Regions from separate parts of the Homo sapiens genome. Here regions 1, 2 and 4 are each linked to region 3. Evidence: chromatin contacts called from ENCODE Hi-C data. All regions are on one chromosome and are shown on one strand. Each heading gives the region's core, a stretch centred on a gene start or an enhancer-like site at or near the end of the contact. The rest is flanking DNA. Distances are from core to core; before and after follow the strand shown.

Region 1 (3,114 bases), core at 297-2,796, 1.5 Mb before region 3:
AGGTCTTTGTTTCACTGGACCACTCAGCAGCATTTGCCCCTGCAATCACTCCCTGCTTCTTGGATTTTTCACATCCTGGTCACCACATAGTCTTTGGTTGCCTCCTGCTTCAGTGGGAAGATCCTCTTTATTCTTCTTTGCCAGGTCTTCCTTATTTTCCAAACTGTAGAGGAGGAAACGTCTCCTTTTCCGGCAGCACTTGCTTAGGAACTGTCATGGCTGAGTATTATATTTTATCCCACTGGTTCTAACCAGCTGATGATCAATAAATTTCAAGTGAGTGCGGGACACCAGACCCTTCCTGTACCTAACTGAAGACTCTTTGCTGACCAATGAAGATAACTTGTTTACCCATGCTCACACAAACCTATGCATTCATTCATTCTCTTTAGTTCAAAGAACCGATTTTCAACTCCAAATAACCAGAACCACATTGTAGCCCTCTTCGTAAGACTTTAAAAACTCTGACTTTTCTTACTTGGAAAACCATACAGTGAATTTCTCCTTGCCCGACATGTAAGTAAGCTTGTCATAAAAAACAACTCTGTGGGATCTTTATTTTATTATTTGACAGTTGTTAAAAGTTGAAGAACTTGGGAATTTTCTGCATCTAAACTCTCTCTCAAAGTGATCTTACCCAGTTTCATGGCTCTAAATATCATCCACATACTACTGTTACCAAATTTGTGTCTTCAGCCCAATCTCTCCCCTGAACAACAGAATACACAGAATATACATCCAACTGCCTGCTCAAAATCTCCACTTTATTGCCCAATAAGCATCTGAAACTTACCATGAGCAAGCCAAAAACCTAACCTCCCTTCCCCTAAACCCCAGGTATTCCCCATTTCAGAAAGTGTTACCAATACTCGCCTGGTTGCTTGGGCCAAAAACCAATGAGGAATCCTTAACTTCTTCCTTTTATTCACACCCCACATCAATTCATCAGCAAATCTTGATGGCTCTACCTGAATTTTACCCCTTCTCATCTTTTCCCATCTCGCATCTCTCCATTATTGCTATGAGCTCAAAGAGGGCCCCCCTTCAGTCTGTTCTCTATGTGGCAGTTAGATTGACACTGCAGCCCCTGAAATAGCTTTCAAATTTCTTGCCATAGCCTAGCCCCTAAAGGCCCCACAGGATCTGGCTCCTGATTCTGTCTCTAACCTCATTTGCAACCATTTTCCCTCATTGCTGGAGCTCAGTCCCACAGGTCTCCTTGCTCTTCCCCGAACTCACCAAGCACATTCCCACCCCAGGGCCTTTGCACTGGCAGTTCTCTCAGCCGAGGAAGCTCCTCCTACTCAGAGGTACATGGCCACTCCCTCTCTCTGTCCAGGTCCCTGTCCATAGGTCAACTTCCCAGAAAGAATTTCCCTGGTCATCCTGCTGAGAGACAACTCATTGTAAGCCACTCCCATCCCTTTGCCCTATTTCTTACACATATATGTGTTCTGTATATTGGTTTATTCATTGTGTACCTCCTGCACTAGTCACTGCTATGTCTCCATGCCTGGCACACAGCAGGCACTCAATAAATATTTGTCAAATAAATGAAATCAGCGCCCTGGAGGAAGGTGTTATCTCTGGCACTTATTAGCTGTTAACTTCAGGCTAAGCACACACTCTGCCAAACCTCAATTTTCTGAAAACGATGACGAGAATAAGAATAGGGCATATTCTAAAAATTCTCAGGGTTTTGTAAGGGCCACATGAGATAATGTGTGCATGACACAGTCTTTCAGTATCAGTCATATCATTCTTAAAATTGTATGCTCCTATCTCTGTTTTAGAATCCAAAATGAGTGGGAGTCTTGGTCTCTTTTCTATATTTAGATCATCTTGTGTCAATAATTACAACGTCCAGAAATCAAAAGTGCTCCCAGAGAGCTGCTTCGCTATTATTCACTAGTTAATCATTAACTTTGCCAAATGTACATGATCACAACTACCCAAATTGCAGCCGATTGGCACTGTGTATTTCCAATCTTTATTTTTACATGTCTCACTGCATGTCTATTTATTCCTAAGCCAATGAACATAATATAATAAATATATCATACTTGTGTCAGTATAAGTAATGAAGAGCTATGCATGTGTGATGGTTATTTACATGAATGCCCCAGGCTCACTGGCAAGCATGTTTTACAAACCTACATCAATAAAATGTAACAAATGCTCCTATTCTAAATGCTCTTTGGAACAGTTCCTACCTTGCCTGTACACGTTTTACTTATTTCTTTTCCTTCCAACAATAAAACAATCAGTGACAGTCTGCTTGTTTTTTCCCTGTTATTTGAAAACACACTTAATAATGCATTCGTTTACAATGATTTTGTGTCACACAAAGCAAAGCTTAATGTGGCCAAATAAATAGTGGTCTGGATGTCAAATCAGGCACAGCTCTCAGAGAGTACAGGGCAGGCCTGTTTTTGGGACTGGCAGCCCAGGGGAAATGGTTTGGGTATTCACTAGGCTGAGCCTGCACCTGTTCAGCAAAAGAAACCTCAGTAAATTTACATGACTCCTAGAGTTAGCGGTGATGGGCGATGTTGTTAATTTAGTCTGAAAAACAGAGATGTGATTTCAGAGAAAGGAGAGAGTTTGCAGATGCACCATTTGTCCTAAACATATAGCCCTCCCCATACCTTCTCTAGGCCTGGAAAATGAGCGGTTTGAACTCACTGCTCGCTAAGGTCCTCTCTGGTTCATACATATTTGTTTCTCTATGGTTTGCTTTCACATTTTCTTCCAGCTGGCTCATTCAGAAGGGAGCTATTAGTGTCAAGGGCGGAATTTGGATGGAATTAAACAGCTCCCACTCCACCTCACCTTTCTCTAAGCCCCATCCCATCCTGCCAGAGAAGTTTGTGCTCTTTCTTAGTAGCTCAAATATTGAAGCAAAAATTACTCTCCCATAATATTCTTTTGTACTGTCAAAAGTTATAGCTTCAGCATGCATTTCCTGCCTCCCCAAGAGGACCCATGTATAACTTTTGTGTTCACTCAATGGTGAAGGACCTCTGCCAGCCAATGAAAGCATGTACCCCTTCCCAAGGCACAACAGTGAGGAATATTAATAAAGGAAATTGTTAGCATGGTGCCTACCCTTAG
Region 2 (3,012 bases), core at 264-2,763, 2.0 Mb after region 3:
CTGACTTAGTTAGAGAGTCGCATGCTGTGTGGTGTTTTGTGATTGGGCCATGGATCCTTGAGGGGAAGGAGCACAGTGAGCTCCATTGCTGTTGCTTCATGGTCTTGGTTCTCTGGCACCAAAACATAGCACCATGACAAGTACGATCGTGATGTCCCCAAAGTGAAATCATCTGCCGCTTGAACGTCAATATTTACAAGTTGAATTATTGGAATTCCATGATACCATGTTGTGCTTCTTAAGCAGAGTTAAAATGAAATCTATACAATGACATGCCCTCCACAGCATTAATTCACTGAGTATTTCTTTACTAGCCAGAGCACTTTTGAGAAAACCTGAATATTTTTAGCAAGGTCTTAAGAATATCTTTTTCTTTTATTTCTATATCTAACTTACGTGTTTATTTTATACATCTCTTATCTGTAGGCTGAATCTGGGATATTGTATATCGAATAACTACTAGATTAATTGCTCTTTTGTTAAATAAGCCCAGGTTTTTAAAGGAGGAGCCTGGGGGAAGAGATCTAATACAAGCCCAGTGGGGCTTGGCCATATGGCTGTCTCACATACAGTCCGTCTCACATGTGTTGTCTCAGTCCACTCAAGAGCTCCATGAAAAACGGATGTCTCTAGTGCCATTTTATAGAAGACAAAATAGGCAGAGAGACGTTGAGAGTTTTGCCTATAGTCATGGAGGTGGTAATTGGTAAAGTGAAGATGTGAATGTTTTTCTATTTTCAAAAGCTGCCCTCTTGCCATTTACCCAGTTGTGGGTCATCCTTACATTGCTTTTCACTGAGTTCAAGGGGAATGTGGTTGTGCAGAAAAGTCTGTTTCCTGTTCATAATGTGCTAATGCTGCAAGGCAAGTAGATATCTGGGAGTTTGCTTTGTGTTCAGAAGTCTTTTTGCTGTGGCTGGACAGCATTTGTTGAGATAAGATATTATTCGTGCTGAACTTAACTCCTTTCTGCTGTTTGTTTGAGAAAAAGTACAGTCAATGGGCCTCCAATCATCTAATTTCAAATTTTTGTCCTCTTGTTATTCCTGATTATGTTTATCTCCAGTATAGTTTCTTCCTTTTCCTCCCTGTGAATGATATACTTTGTCCTGGTAATTCTTTTTTACATTTCAGGGGAAGTACTAGATATAGAACACTTTACCTTTATAAAAACATTATCTCTTTCTCCTTTTCCTCCTCTTCATCCTCATCAGTCTTTCTGTACTTACCATTGTTTCAAAGATGCTAATTATTTAATTGGAAGCAATATAAACTTTTTTGCTTTGAGAAAAGGAACTATGATGCTTCTTTTCCCCTGTTTCCTGGTTGATTTTTATATCCAACTGTACATCTAATCTCAAATTTGGAAAACCCTCCATGGTTTAGCTCCACATCTTCTCTGACTCTGCACACCCACTCTTTGTTCCTTCGTATTGACCTGCCTTCCCCTGTCTTTACCCTCCTCCGTTGCCACTGGCTTTTCTCCCAGCTGGTGGTTGGTGTTATGCTTAGCTAGAGCTGTTCCATCTCTTTGGAATCTCTCTCCCCAGTAGAGCCATTGAGTCACTTCCTTGTTTCAGTTCTTGCCTAAACACAGTCCTACTTACTCTTGCAAGAGTTACAATGAATCAGACTTCTGTTTTATTTCATGTTTTCCCTCAGTGCAGTCTCTACAAGTATTTTTTGAAACCTGTATCACTTTAACGTTTTGGGTTCTCTCCTTTGGCTCTAAAAGATGTTCTCTACTGAAACTTAAAATATTTTATACTTTATTATATAATAGTCCTTCATAGCATAATAAAATGAGTTATATACATGTAATGAAGACAATTAATAAGAGTATTTCAGTTTATCATTTTTTAGTGTTTTAAATAGTAAGATTAAGTAGTAGGTTCCTGACATGTGGCTATCTTTATGGAGTGGCCCTTTTAATAGTTAAATATCTGAAGACTTTTAATAAATGTGTCCTGAGAGTTTATCAAATGGCTAGTACTTTAATGCTGGTTATAGGTTTTACCCACACCAGGCACCAGTTGAGGAGGATGATTGGGGCCTGGAGTCCAGCCCATGCTCTGCTCATCCAACTCCATGTCCTGATGCAGGTCACATCCTACAGCTGCCCTTTTCTAATCCCCACACAGGGGTTGATGGAGTCCCAGTATCTGGGATTGGACAAGCATCATTTAATCTCACAATCCTTTGGGGTTGGGATTACTGGCTCAGAGAGGTTGGATGATTTGCTGAACTTCTCACTGCTAGTAAGAAGTTTCTGGGATTTCAATCCAAGTCTAATGACTCCAGTCCAGCACTCTTTTCTTACCACCACTGCTGGATCCTCCTTCCCCAGGACTCTGCACAGTGCAGCAAACACTCTTGGAATGAGGGTACGTTGTAGGCACTATAGGTACCAGCGATTTTAATACGTGAAAATTAAATCTTATAAAACCTTATGAAACCATATTCCACCATCTATCACAATCTCTTCAAATCATCATTCAGCCTCTGAAGCAACTCCAGTGGGGAGTTTTTAATTGACAAAAATTGTAATCCTTGGTTACCAGATAAGTTTTGAACTATCTTTCCTCTCACATTGATAGGCAGATGTAAAAGTGTCTATGATCACAGCCCAACTTTGAATATCAGGGAAGTGCTACAGTATTACCTCAAAAATGAGATTAAAGTCTGAAGATATGTGTTCCCAGTCAGGCCAAGATTTAGATACATACATTACCCTGCAATCTGTAATTTTTGATGACTAGCTTCAAAATTAAAGGTTTTTTTCACTATTGCTTATAATAATTTTGTGTTGTAAATGTAGTAACATGGATATTTGTGGAATAATTGTAATGATTCTTGAACAGCCTTACCTTCTGCATCACAGTGTTCATACAGATGTGCACATAGGAAGGGTTGAAAAGTTATTTTCATGCACTCAGTGTTCCAGGAATCATGACCAGTGCACTGCTGAATCAAGGCTGGGAGTAGCTTTGTTTGTTTTTCTTCCTTTTGCCT
Region 3 (3,100 bases), core at 117-2,616:
ATATTAAGTAGAAAAAATCCAGACACAAAAACTCTTTGATTCCATTTACATAACTTTCAAAAGTGACAAAACCAATCTATATGTTAGAAATTAGCTTAGTGGTTACCCTTGAGGTCGAGCGATCTATCACCAAACCAATTATACCACTGATAGTTACATCAATTCCATTCCTTTTCTACTGCTTGTTTTGATGGTCAGGAGAGAGATTTACAAGGGAGTTTGAAAAGTGGGAGAATCAATTCATTTAAACAAGGCTTTATTGCATGCTTCCCCATGGGCCAGGCATTGCCCTAGATGGTAGGGGTACAGGATGGATTAGACAGAATTTCTGCCCTCGAGGAAGTCACAGTCCAACGACCAGGCTCACACTCTAGAAAGGGCCCTCACTCTTCAGCATGAGGTGCCCACTCTGTGAAATGGCCAGTACCTAACTCATCCAAGAATTCTCCCCCTAGAAAGTCAAAGACACCCCTCACCCTATCAGGCCTGGAAGATGTACCCAGGCTGAAACACTTAGGTACCACCCACCAAAACATTGTCACCCTGTGCCTCCATAGGAGAGGGTTATAAGCTGAACTGAGAGCCGACTACCTCGCTCTGGAGTCCTCCAGAGCTTTGAGGAGTGATTTCCAGTGCCCATAGGCCAGCAGACCACTCAGACAAGGGCAATTTCGAGATTTCTAATCTAGGCAAGGGCCGTGCCAAGCACCACACTGACAGCTATCATTTGAGGCAATATTTCACTCTTATAGTGTGGTCACCGTCCCAGTGTGTTTTTCACATCTAATTTCATACAGGAAGTCAGCCCAGCCTCACTGCTTATCAGAACAGAGAACAGTCGGCCTCCTTGACTCTGAGGATCCCATAAGGCCTCAGTGATAAGCTGGCTGCCCCCAGATTCCTTCTCATCAGGAGGCTCAGGAGACAACTGGGATGGCCTATGTTCTGGGAAATGACAGCACCTAGCAGCATCAGTAACTCTACCAAATGACTTCGAGAGAAACCAGAGCTGGAGGGACCTCAGAAATTACCCAGGCCCAAAGATACTCCCATCTTTTTTTTTAAATGAGGAGATTGGGGCCAAAGGGCTGAAGTCTATTCCTCAAGGTCACACTAATAAGTGATGGCAAAACTGAGGACAAAATTGAAATCTCCAGACTCCAGGGTTTTTTCTGTATACACTCACCTGCAAAGCTCAAACCAGGAGAAGCAAATACCATCCTCTCACCTTCTAAACCCAGACCCTGTAGAGTCTCATAGGGCCTCTGGGCTAACTTGGACCCACCCTTGGAACTAAAGAAATTTACCTGCACAGGAGATTTTGCTTCTTTAAGCGCCTGGGCAAGCTCTAATCCCGGTGCAGTCAGAAGCATGCAGCCTGAAACCACCTCTTATATATGGGTCCTTTCTACACATGGTGTTTAGCCAAGAATTTGCGACCCCACCTCCCAGGACCTTGGTTCCTCCCCACTGTGTGTTCTCTGGAAGGGAGTGGAGTACCCAGGGCTTTGCGACTGGATTACACAAATCCAATTATTTCTTTAGAACACCATACAGAGAAAGCCTGTTTCAGTAATGCCTTAATGAGAGAGAGTTAGTCATCTTCTCACTTCCAACCCTGGGGAGGGTACTTTCAGGTGTGACCTAGAAAAGCATTTCACTGCAGGAGCACATGATACTGCTTGCTCACCTCCCCACAACTCCCAGGACACCAAAGAACCAAGACAGAGATTCCTGTACATCCCTATGTTTAAACTAACATTGACAGAAGCCTGGAAAGTATTTTCAAGAGGTGGCTGTGGGTTTTCTTTTATGGTTGTCAGAGTCTGAGGCAGCCCTCAGGGATGTTTCCTGCTAAGGAGGAAATCTGTGATTCATTTGTGCTATTGAGATCGCTCCCTCTTCCTTCCCAACCTACTTTCCAAATCCCCCATTTTGGCCATCTGGGACTCAGAACATTGACCTCCCACTGGTTGTCTCCTCACAGTTCACCTTGGGTCCCGTTGCTCCAAATCTGGTTGTTCTTCCCTTAAAGCATTTCTTAGCCCTCCTGTGGTTGCTCTAGACTTCTTCACTCCCTCCCCACCCCCACCCCCAAATCCTTCTCCTAGGTTCCCACCACCACTTGCACAGATTTCCATCATAGCAGCTTAGTTGGTTCCAGCTTGCCTGCCTCCACGCTTGCACACCTAGGATCCCCAGAACCCAGAACCATGCCTAGTACCCAGGAGGTGCTCAATATGTGTCAGTGGAATCAGAGTCCCTTGCCTGTGGAAATCCTCTGTCCTCTTCCTCCCCGCCTGCTTCTTGGCCTCTGCCTTGACTCTAATCTCTCCAACTCAATCATTTTGTGTGATTATCACTCCACCCATTTTATTAGTACTGATAAATTAACTAATATTGATAATAATAGCCAACACGTTTTGAGCACTTATGACATGCCAAGCACAATGCTAAGCACATTGCATGCAGAATCTCATGGAATCTTCACAACTTTGTGAGGTAGTGCTATTATTATCCACATTCTACAAAAAGAAAACGGAGGCACAGCATGGCAACTCGCCCAAGATAACCGCAGCCAGTAAACAGCAGAGATGGGGCTAAAGTCCCAGGGTGTCAGGTTCCACTAACTTCTCCTCATCTTTGTCAAGGAATTGTCTCCCTGCCACTGTCAAATCAAATCCAAAGCTTTCTTCCTGAGCTAAACGCTCTTTGGAGCCTTCCCCCTGCCTCATGTGCCAAATAGCCACCCTTCCTCGCATGGGTCTGAAGGTGTTATGAGGATAGCAGAAGCAGTGGATCTGGGAAGACCATTATTATTATTATCTATCTCCCAGACATAACCTTTTCATTTTCATCTCCTCATCCTGGCCCTTAGTTATCTTCCCCCTTCTATTCATCATCTTTTCAGGGACTCCAGGTGGGGGGCTTCCGCTCATCCCTTGGGACAGCACCCTGCACCTGGCACAGGGTTAGGCTCACTCTATGTCTAAGTTGTTGTTATGGTCACCACTGGGCTTACCATAAATTGTGCTGCGGATTCACAGAGCCACCGAGACGCATAGGGTAAGGCCCAAGGGCCATTTCCTCCCGTGACAAC
Region 4 (3,055 bases), core at 124-2,623, 1.5 Mb before region 3:
GCAGAAACATGACGAAATAAGCCATGAGGATGTTATGCTAAAAGAAACCACAGTCCCTGAGATGAATCTCACACAGCCCTCTATTCCTCACAGAATCTCAAGGTTGGAAAGTACTGTAGGAAGCCACCAAGTCCAGGTCCCTTCTCAAAGCCCTTGGCAATGACATCTGACCTTTCCTTCACTAGTTCCAAGTGTGTGTGTTTGTTGAGTGGGGGAGGTCACTCTATTTCATGAGTGGCCAGTGCTGACTGATGGAAAAGCCCTCCTCAATTAAAACTCCAGCTTGACCTCTCTCAAACTGTCCTATGGAAAACTAGAGGGAAAACAGCCCATTTCTTCTCCTCTAATCAGGGCTTTATTCACAACAATATGTTCCAACTAGTCTGAAAGTTTACAAACTTATCTTTGAAACAGGTGCTCTTAAGAAAGATCATTTTCATATTCAAATCTAAAAACAAATTTCAGAAACAATTGTCTACAGGTAGGAGACATTAAAAAATAATTGTTTAATGAATGAATGAATGAGTTTACTCACACCAATAAAAATGGAAGTTTCCTTTACTATTGAGTTACCATCAGGATACATCGGTTTTGGAGTGACAGGAGGAGAGCATCTCTTGGACCTCAGAGAGGGGCTGATGTCTCTGTCTCCCTTCCCACCCCATCCTGGGAGACAGGTAGAAGCATCAGTTTACATTTTTATCCCCTCAATGTCCAGCACAGGACCTAGCACAGAGTGAATGCTCAATAAATACTCCAAAGAATTTCCAGTAATGGAAAGAGCCCCAGAGACCATTTGGCCCAATCATTTTCCTCCCAGAAATATAAAAGAGAAACAAGTCAGTAATTTCTTGTGGGTTCCTAGAAAGCCCCTCCCCCACCACCAAATCCAATACCTTTTCATCTGCTTTTGATGCCTAAAGTTCCTTTGATGGAAGTCTAGAGCCTGTCATGGCACACATTGTCAAGCTTTCCCTTCTAAAGTGGCAAGGTCCAAAGGAAAGATAAATTAACCTCAACTCACACTAAGGTATAAAGGACAGTGGGCAGACCTTTCTGGAAAGCTACATAAAACTAACTAGCAACGAAAGAATGAGTCATGTGAATCCTAAATCTCTGCTTCTCTGAGCTAGGTATCATCTAAGCTGATGAGATTGCCTACCTGTCTCCTCTGGGAAAACAAAAAAGCAGTTTGGAAGGGCGGTCAAGTGGACTTCCCTTCTTAAAGGGGTTGCAAGACCCACAACAAGAGATCCACATGGTGCCTTTGATGTGACACTCGTTAGGTGTGGATCAGCTCTCCAGTGCTTTGCAAAGACATCTGTTACCCTGTTAATCACATCCTGGACAAGCTCCAGGATGTCTGAGTCAGGACCCATGGGACACTAGTACTTTTTTAAGAGCCCTTGGTCTACCCTAGAATGACACTTTCTACTCAAGGGTGTGTTGACTAAACTATGAATCAGCAGCCCACACATAGCAAGTGCTCTAAGCATATGGCCCTTGGCAATGCTTCTCAAATGTTAATGTGTGTATGAATCACCTGGTGATCATATTGGAAATGCAGGTTCTGATTAAGTGTCTGGGGTGGAGCCTAAAATTCTGCATCTCTAACAAGCTCCCAGGTGATGAACATGCCGCTGGTCAAACACTATACATTGAATAGGAAGGTTATTTCTAAAATTCACTGGGTGAAAGAAGCCCGTGGGAAGCATGTTGAACAGACACAATCCCAGGTCACCAACCTCAAAGGTTTTGATTCAGAAAAACTGAAATGGGACCATAGTGTATACATATTTAATAGGTATCCCTCAGTGATTCAGAAGAAGGCGCTTAGTCGATGGTACTTTAAGAGATACTAACATATCACTTTTTTTTTTTGAATCACAGTCTCACTCTGTCACCCAGGCTGGAATGCAGTGGCACGATCAAGGCTCACTGCAACCTCTGCCTCCTGGGTTCAAGCGATTCTCGTGCCTCAGCCTCCCAAGTAGTTGGGATTACAGTCGCGAGCCATTACTCCTGGCTAATTTTTGTATTTTTAGTAGAGATGGGGTTTTGCCATGTTGGCCAGCTGGTCTTGAACCCCTGACCTCAAGTGATCCACCTGCCTTGGCCTCCCAAAGTAAGAGATACTAACATATCTCTTGAATGATCATACTGAAGGTGTGTCCTCTGGCCTGTTACAGAAGAGAAATACCTGACATCCACGCCTCCTGACCACTTAGGACAGTGACTGTCAAACTCCAAGGCACATCAAAGTCACCTGGAGGGCTTATTAAAGCTCAAAGAGCTGCCCTCAGTCCCCAGGGTTTCTGATTCAGTAGGTCTGGGGTGGAGCCCAAGAATTCACATTGCTAACCAGTTTTCCAGGAAATGCTAACATTGGTGGTTTGGAGGTCATGCTCTGAGAACCTGTGATATAGATGAAAGGTAACCTTTTAAAAATCACCAGAGGAGCTTTTCAACCCACACTCATTATGAAATGCTTGGGGACACCAACCTATGTCTTTTACAAACAGCACTTCAGTTGCTAAGCACCCACTCAGAGAACAAATACTCCAAAGGAAAGGCCCCTTAATCCTGAATAGATAATAGTTTTAAATAAATATTCTTAGGACCCCAGAGAGACATGTGGGACTGCTGACCAACTAGACCCAGGGGTCTCAGACAGGGAAGACCTCAGGCCCAAACCCAAGGAAAGGCCTAACAGTTGCTGAGCAGGAGGGAAGCTGCTCCATAGGGCGGTGGGCCCATCGTTCTCAGTCCCCAAAGCAAAGGAGGTCATGGCTCCCCCACAGCCCACAGCATCTCCAACCCCCTGAGCCCAGCCATTTATTAGCCCACATAAGGCAACTTCAGTTTAGCCGAACAGCTTATCTATAATATATGGAAACTAGAGAGACACTTGTTCATTGAGATCTTCCCCAAATTTATCAAGACAGGGAGAGAAGAAATGAGTTGAGTCTTCCTGTTCCACGGAATAGGAACACATTCTACCTGGACCTATGGTAATCAGAAGTGCAGTGCTCCTCCCCTAAAACACTCCAGACCC

The links. Hi-C counts contacts between places; a loop is a spot of excess contacts on that map. Pooled maps may share reads with other maps.
Region 1: a map with no recorded cell type shows a loop between it and region 3 (19-fold over the local background). The contact joins the enhancer-like site here to the promoter of CAPN14 in region 3. A Hi-C loop is called at or near these places in 2 of 37 single-sample maps with no recorded cell type and 1 of 50 pooled maps.
Region 2: a map with no recorded cell type shows a loop between it and region 3 (9-fold over the local background). The contact joins the enhancer-like site here to the promoter of CAPN14 in region 3. A Hi-C loop is called at or near these places in 2 of 37 single-sample maps with no recorded cell type and 2 of 50 pooled maps.
Region 4: a loop to region 3 is called in a pooled map, with 29 times the contacts of the local background. The contact joins the enhancer-like site here to the promoter of CAPN14 in region 3. A Hi-C loop is called at or near these places in 2 of 37 single-sample maps with no recorded cell type and 2 of 50 pooled maps.

What each region holds. Positions count from the first base shown.
Region 1 is chr2:29,722,010-29,725,123 of GRCh38, forward strand. All of the region lies in intron 1 of ALK (ALK receptor tyrosine kinase), which reads right to left. Among named protein-coding and RNA genes, the nearest start is that of ALK, 200 kb to the right of the region's middle. Within about 2 kb of position 1,547, at least 3 of the 41 ENCODE cell types and tissues checked have a DNase peak (open chromatin) inside an H3K27ac peak, as active enhancers do.
Region 2 is chr2:33,209,283-33,212,294 of GRCh38, forward strand. All of the region lies in intron 7 of LTBP1 (latent transforming growth factor beta binding protein 1), which reads left to right. Among named protein-coding and RNA genes, the nearest start is that of MIR4430, 210 kb to the right of the region's middle. Within about 2 kb of position 1,514, at least 7 of the 41 ENCODE cell types and tissues checked have a DNase peak (open chromatin) inside an H3K27ac peak, as active enhancers do.
Region 3 is chr2:31,216,149-31,219,248 of GRCh38, forward strand. It overlaps CAPN14 (calpain 14), which reads right to left and starts at 1,367. Exons shown (of 22, transcript NM_001145122.2): 1 at 1,308-1,367.
Region 4 is chr2:29,746,883-29,749,937 of GRCh38, forward strand. All of the region lies in intron 1 of ALK (ALK receptor tyrosine kinase), which reads right to left. Among named protein-coding and RNA genes, the nearest start is that of ALK, 170 kb to the right of the region's middle. Within about 2 kb of position 1,374, at least 3 of the 41 ENCODE cell types and tissues checked have a DNase peak (open chromatin) inside an H3K27ac peak, as active enhancers do.